Regions from separate parts of the Homo sapiens genome. Here regions 1 and 3 are each linked to region 2. Evidence: chromatin loops called from intact Hi-C (ENCODE). Cell type or tissue: mammary epithelial cell. All regions are shown on one strand.

Region 1 (2,500 bases), 370 kb before region 2:
TCATAGACCAAATGTAATGTGAGCAGGAAATGAACCAGTGTTGCTGCAAGACACTGAGATTTTGAGGCCTTACCACAGTAAAACCTAATCTAAGAAATGGAAGCAAGCATCAGGTGGAGCACTTACCAGACTCAAGAAAGCCTATTTGTCCCAAGAGACAGCCAGTCCTTAGCTCTCATGGATTGTCACAATGTAGACCTGCATGCTAACTCTTGCCAGATCTTCCTGTAAGAGGAGCCAAATTTTTAATTAAATCAATTCCTGATTTTAATTAAAATATACCTTCTTTTTAAATGTTGGCAGCTAAATCCATACGTTTAAAAAACACTTAGGGCAAATCAAATCAGGTAATACACCCATAATCTCTTTTCCATTCCATAGTTTGCTCATATATAAAATAAGAATGCTAATATCTGTTCTGTCTCTCTAACAGGGTTATTTTGAGCGTTAGATTTATCTTACCTTGTAGTTGTTTTTTTATTTAAAAAAATTTTGAAATGATAAACTAACAAAGGTCAGGGAAAGTTCTTAGATTACTCTGGCAAAGCAGGCTGGACAATTCTAAGGCAACGAGGTACCACGGAGGCTAGTAGTATAAACCACTGTGCCTCCACTTTCCTGCCCCTCCCCTGTTCTCCACTCCTCCATGCAAAACATGAAAAGCACACTTCTCCACTGGCAGATCAGACTAGCATGCAACCATCTTCAGGAATAATCTAAGCCTGAAATAGTTGAGAGGTAAGTAATTGACAAAAATGAATGGTTCTCTGTCATGAAACAAGCAAGGTATAAGTTTGTGTTGATCGATCCAAGTTGCCTTTCCTAGATTATAACATTGAACTTCATCCTTCTTAACTACGTCATAGAAATGACTCAGGCAATTCAAAAAATAGCCTAAAGACATGTAGTATCAAGAAAATTGGATAAGTTTTTTATGTTTGATCAAATGCCTCAAAAGTACTTGTTTTATTTTATGCAAAGAGTCAAAATTCTTAAAAGATGTGGATTTATCTAATAATTTGCATGATATAGCTCATAGGTAGAATTTTATGATAATTCTGAATGTGTACTTCAGTAAAAATATTTTTGAAAAAATTAAAGAAGATTAGGGAATGCCTGAAAAAGAAATATGTAATCTGACGTATATTTTTTTCTGTTGCATTTTCAGGGCTCACATTTTTTCCTTCCATTGTGCAGATACGCCACTAGAGGGCACTATATGGCTCTGCTTCCTCACACCTTGTGTGAGGTGCTGAATCTGACCTCTGATTTCCTCATTGAGAACCCTCCAGGTTTTGACTTACTTTAATAGGGCCAGGTACTCTATAGGGCATTGTGCCAGATGCTGGAAACAGAACAACAGAGACAGGACCCACAAATACAAAGCAACAGATTGTTCACAACAACCTGAGACAGGTGTTAATAAACAGGCATGTGTAAGCACTACAGGAGTTTAGAGAATTGCTAACGATGTGATTCTGCAGGAAAGGAAAGTGGGAGGTCATGGAAGAGAAAGCACTCTCAGACTCTGACCAGTCCAGGCTGAAGGAGGTATGAAAGCTGAATTTTAGGCTGAGTTTCCTTTTCGTTTTCCCCTTCCTGCCTTAGCAATGGACCTCCATACTGGAGGGAACCTGAAGCTAGGACATGACATAGGTTACCCGCAGGATATATAAAAAATGATCAGCCTATACACCCAGGACTGCCTGTGAGAAGTTGCTTTCCTCTGCACTGCAATATTTATTTGTCATTTATTGATTTGAGAAATATTTATTGTCAAGTGTGCCCCAAGCACTCATTGGTAAATAAAATAGTCATAGGGTGTGCCCACTTAAAAACTGTAGTCCAGTAGAGACACAATGATTGCAATGTAGTGTAATAAGTCCTATGATAAGAGAAGAAGATGAAACCACACAAGTATAGAGCAGGGGCACCTGACAAAGACAGGAAGTCAGGGAAGGCTTTGTGGAGGAAGTACTATTCAATTGAGACCCCAAGCAGAATTGGAGGCCACTTAAAAGAGTAGGTGTATTCCAGGTGAAGATAGCACAACCCAGGAAAAAAAGAATCCAATAGGATTTTATTTGTGTATATACAATTTTCAGATCTTGCTGTTTTCCACTTATCCATTTTATCCTGAGTCTCCATATCTTTATTTTTGAAAACATGATTTTAATAGTTGCTCTAATAGTCCATCGTAAGAATAGTGACATTTATTTACCCATTTTCAGAAATAGCATTTTTAAGACTCATGCTAATCGCTCTCCCTTTGTCAATATAAAATTGTGTGAAATAATTCTTACTGCTTATATGAATATCAACAACATTTCCTTTACTTGGCTGACTCTTGAGCACAATTCCTGCAACTCAACCTGATATCCAGCCATAACAAACACTGAATTTATAGAAGGTATTAATTTATTATGTATTGTTTAATTTTAACTTTTTAATAAAATTTGCTGCAGTTGTTTTACATGAATTGGCAGGGCCTTAAGAGGCA
Region 2 (2,500 bases):
TAAGAAAGACAAGCAGGTTTGGAGGATCATATTGAACTTGTGGTGGCTACGGAGCATCTATGAAGTTCAGACTAGAAATCTAGACTTAAGGTATTTTTTCAGAGTCATAAGAATAAAAATATAATTGGAGTCATAAAAAGTGAATGAAATTGCAACTCAATAAAAAAGAAAAGTATCCAATCAGGAAATGTACAAAGATATAGACATTTCTCTAAAGGTGAAATACAAATGGCCAATAAGCATATGAAAAAAATGTTCGACATCATTAGCCATCATGAAAATACAAATGAAAATGACAAACATATCATTTCATATACACGAGGATGGTCATAATCAAAAGGATGTAATAACAAGCATTGAAGACATTGGAACCCTTACGCACTGCAAGTGAGAATGTAAAATCTTGCAACCTCTTTGGAAATCAATTTGCAGTTTTTTGAAAAGTTAAATGTAGAGTTACCATATGCACCTAGCAATTTCACTTCTGGATATACACTCAAGAGAAATGCAAACTATGTCCACATAAAAGTTTATAGGTGTATTAATAATAACAGCCAAAAAGTGGAAATGAGGCTGTTTATGGAGATATGAGCACAACGGTGCCAAACTTCTGCTGCTGTTGCTCTGCATAGGATTCACAAACTCACGAGAAATGAAGATGATTGATCAGATGCAGCTGACATGTGCCTCTTCACTGAGAGGAACCAAAATATCAAGTAAACCTTCATACTTTGAACAGCCAGGAAAAAAACCCTGGCTGCCGCTTTTTCTCTTGGTGGGTTCTTTGGCACAGGAGAAACACCTCTGCCCCTCCCTGGGTTGTTCCAGTGGCCTGAGAGCTGCCCCTCAGCTCCCACCAAGGTTGTGCTTGGTCCCACCCTAGTTAGCCTGGAGAGCCTGGAGGTAGGTTCGCCCAACCCAGCCCCACCCAGCTTTCCCCCCTGCACCCCCGTTGGTCAGAGTGTGGAATGGGACACTTGAGAGCTCCATGCTCCCCATCACCAGGCACACCCTGGTAGTTCCCCTGATCAACAAAGGCCAAGTAAAATTTCCACTGCCATCACCACAGCCGCCTCTCACCTGCAAGCACCACATATGGATGGGAGGTCAAACTGCATGTCCAATCACAACTTCTGCTGACATCATTGTACAGTGCTCAGCCAACTCTTACCTGTAAGCACCACCTGCTGGCCTGTATGGTGAACTGCACAACCCAATATAATTACTGCTGGTAGAAGTGCACAGCACGGGGGAATGAGGTAACTTCTGAGATCTCCATCTCCTCATCTCTGTAGGAGACAGTAAGCCTGACCATATGTACAGCACGCCACTACTACAATCTAGCATTTTAGAAAACCACTACACTAATGTGATATATAAGCAAAGAATTCATACAGTGCTTTGGTCCTCTAAAAGCATATAGAAGTGAAACCAAAGGACCCCACCAATATATGCAAAAATCACACTCTAGTGGAAGAAAAAAAATCCCACGCAAATAAAAGTAAATTCCCAGGTAAGAAGTGACAGCTTCTACAAATGAGAAGGAACCACCACAAGAATTCCAGCACCATGAAGAAACAGAATGTTGTGACATTCTCCAAAGACCACAATAGCTCTCTAGCATAGATTCTAACCAAAATAAAAACTTTGAAATGACAGATAGAGAATTCAAGATGTGTGTTATAAGGAAGCTCAATGAGAACACAGAGAAAGTTGGAAATCGACACACACACACACACACACACACACAGAAAAACAATTCAAGAGATGACAGATGAGATAGATGTATTTTTAAAAAACTAACCAGAAAACCTGGAAATTTTCAAATTAACCCACTTAGACAAAAAAAGAATTTAAAATACTGAACAAATTGTTTGAGATATATGGATTATGTGAAGCAAGGGAGAAGAAAAAGTAAGAAGTTTGAAAAACATATTTGAGGGAATAATTGAGGAAATTTTCTCCAATCTTGCTACAGATGTATACATGCAGATACAAGAAATTTAGGGAAGACCTTGAAGATGTTATATAAAACAATTATAACCAAGGCATATAGTCATCAGACAATCAAAGGCCAGTGTGAAAGAAAAAGTCTTAAAGGCAGCTAGAGAGAACTATCAAATCACCTATAAAGGCAATCCTATCAGACTAACAGTGGACTTCTCAGCAGAAACCCTACAAGCCAGAAGACATTAGAAGCCTATTTTCTGCCTTCTTACAGAAATAAAAATGCCAGCCAAGAATTTTATATACTGCCAAACTAAGCTTAATAAATGAAGGAGAAATAAAGCCTTTCCCAGACAAACAAATGCTAAGGGAATTTGGCACCACTAGACCAGTCCTACAAGAAATGCTCAAAAGCACTCTAAACATGATAATAAAAGGATACTCATCATCATATAACACACTGGTTATTTCTAGTAAGTGTTTTCCAAACACTTGCTAGAAATCTCATGGATCTTATAAAACAATTACATACATAATTGAGACTCAAAGGCAA
Region 3 (2,500 bases), 250 kb before region 2:
AAATTTTTAATTAAATCAATTCCTGATTTTTAATTAAAATATACCTTCTTTTTAAATGTTAGCAGCTAAATCCATACGTTTAAAAAACACTTAGGGCAAATCAAATCAAGTAATACACTCATAGTCTCTTTTCCATTCCATAGTTTGCTCATATTTAAAATAAGAATGCTAATATCTGTTCTGCCTCTCTAACAGGGTTATTTTGAGCGTTACATTTATCTTACCTTGTAGTTGTTTTTTTATTTAAAAAAAATTTCAAATGATAAACAAACAAAGGTCAGGGAAAGTTCTTAGACTACTCTGGCAAAGGAGGCTGGAAAATTCTAAGGCGATGAGGTGCCAAGGAGGATAGTAGTATAAACCACTGTGCCTCCACTTTCCTGCCCCTCCCCTGTTCTCCACTCCTCCATGCAAAACATGAAAAGCACACTTCTCCACTGGCAGATCAGACTAGCATGCAACCATCTTCAGGAATAATCTAAGCCTGAAATAGTTGAGAGGTAAGTAATTGACAAAAATGAATGGTTCTCTGTCATGAAACAAGCAAGGTATAAGTTTGTGTTGATCGATCCAAGTTGCCTTTCCTAGATTATAACATTGAACTTCATCCTTCTTAACTACGTCATAGAAATGACTCAGGCAATTCAAAAAATAGCCTAAAGACATGTAGTATCAGGAAAATTGGATAAGTTTTTTATGTTTGATCAAATGCCTCAAAAGTACTTCTTTTATTTTATGCAGAGTCAAAATTCTTAAAAGATGTGGATTTGTCTAATAATTTGCATGATATAGCTCTTAGGCAGAATTTTATGATAATTCTGAATGTGTATTTCAGTAAAAATATTTTTGAAAAATTTAAAGAAGATTAGGGAATGCCTGAAAGAGAAAAATGTAATCTGACGTATATTTTTTTCTGTTGCATTTACGGGGCTCACATTTTTTCCTTCCATTGTGCAGATACGCCACTAGAGGGAACTATATGGCTCTGCTTCCTCACACCCTGTATGAGGTGCTGAATCTGACCTCTGATTTCCTCATTGAGAACCCTCCAGGTTTTGACTTACTTTAATAGGGCCAGGTACTCTACAGGGCATTGTGCCAGATGCTGGAAACAGAACAACAGAGACAGGACCCACAAATACAAAGCAACAGATTGTTCACAACAACCTGAGACAGGTGTTAATAAACAGGCATGTGTGAGCACTACAGGAGTTTAGAAAATTGCTAAGGATGTGATTCTGCAGGAAAGGAGAGTGGGAGGTCATGGAAAAGAAAGCACTCTCAGACTCTGACCAGTCCAGGCTGAAGGAGGTATGAAAGCTGAATTTTAGGCTGAGTTTCCTTTTCGTTTTCCCCTTCCTGCCTTAGCAATGGACCTCCATACTGGAGGGAACCTGAAGCTAGGATATGACATAGGTTACCCGTAGGATATATAAAAAATGATCAGCCTATACACCCAGGACTGCCCGTGAGAAGTTGCTTTCCTTTGCACTGCAATATTCATTTGTCATTTATTGATTTGAGAAATATTTATTGTCAAGTGTGCCCTAAGCACTCATTGGTAAATAAGATAGACATAGTCAGGGTGTGTCCACTTAAAAATTGTAGTCCAGTGGAGACACAATGATTGCAATGTAGTGTAATAAGTCCTATGATAAGGGAAGAAGATGGAACCACACAAGTATAGAGCAGGGGCACCTGAGAAAGACAGGAAGTCAGGGAAGGCTTTGTGGAGGAAGTACTATTCAATTAAGAGCCTAAGCAGAATTGGAGGCCACCTAAAAAGGAGTAGGTGTATTCCAGGTGAAGACAGCACAACCCAGAGGAAAAAAGAATCAAATAGGATTTTATTTGTGTATATACAATTTTGAGATCTTGCTGTTTTCCACGTATCCATTTTATCCTGAGTCTCTATATCTTTATTTTTGAAAACATGATTTTAATAGTTGCTCTAATAGTCCATTGTAAGAATAGTGACAGTTATTTATCCATTTTCAGAAATAGCATTTTTAAGACTCATGCTAATCGCTCTCCCTTTGTCAATATAAAATCATGTGAATTAATTCTTACTGCTTATATGAATATCAACAACATTTCCTTTACTTGGTTGACTCTTGAGCACAATTCCTGCAACTCAACCTGATATCCAGCCATAACAAACACTGACTTTATGGAAGGTGTTAAATTATTATGTATTGTTTAATTTTAACTTTTTAGTAAAATTTGCTGCAGTTGTTTTACATGAATTGGCAGGGCCTTAAGAGGCACTCTGGATTCTTTTCTTGCTGCTCAGATTACCCCGTCTGTGTCATTCATTCTTCCGTCTCTCCCAAGTCTGCATCTCCACTCCCTCCATCCATTAGAGGAGCCTCAATCTCAGGCTCCTCCCTCTCTGGGATGCTCTGCTGATACTTATCTCCATCTTTTATCCAGTAAATACTTTTTTTTCTCTGTGGTCCAGTTTCCTGAAGCTGCAAACATTAACTTCATAAATGATTTT

Evidence for each region. A loop is a pair of places that touch in the nucleus more often than their neighbours do. Peaks named below come from ENCODE experiments on the same cell type or tissue, not always from the same donor. Only the 100,000 strongest peaks of a DNase experiment are listed, where the experiment ranks them.
Region 1: it touches region 2 in a loop (28-fold over the local background); 12 of 110 quality-filtered maps call a loop at or near these places.
Region 3: a loop joins it to region 2, with 9 times the contacts of the local background. A loop is called at or near these places in 16 of 110 quality-filtered maps.

What each region holds. Positions count from the first base shown.
Region 1 is chr4:144,141,842-144,144,341 of GRCh38, reverse strand. LOC105377460 (a long non-coding RNA gene) reads right to left here. Exons shown (of 11, transcript XR_002959803.2): 9 at 127-225. Among named protein-coding and RNA genes, the nearest start is that of GYPA, 2.4 kb to the right of the region's middle. In mammary epithelial cell, a CTCF peak has its summit at 1,203 (motif pointing right); no DNase peak of the experiment used is centred here.
Region 2 is chr4:143,772,848-143,775,347 of GRCh38, reverse strand. No RefSeq gene overlaps it. Among named protein-coding and RNA genes, the nearest start is that of FREM3, 73 kb to the right of the region's middle. In mammary epithelial cell, a CTCF peak has its summit at 1,182 (motif pointing left); no DNase peak of the experiment used is centred here.
Region 3 is chr4:144,020,258-144,022,757 of GRCh38, reverse strand. No RefSeq gene overlaps it. Among named protein-coding and RNA genes, the nearest start is that of GYPB, 2.1 kb to the right of the region's middle. In mammary epithelial cell, a CTCF peak has its summit at 964 (motif pointing right); no DNase peak of the experiment used is centred here.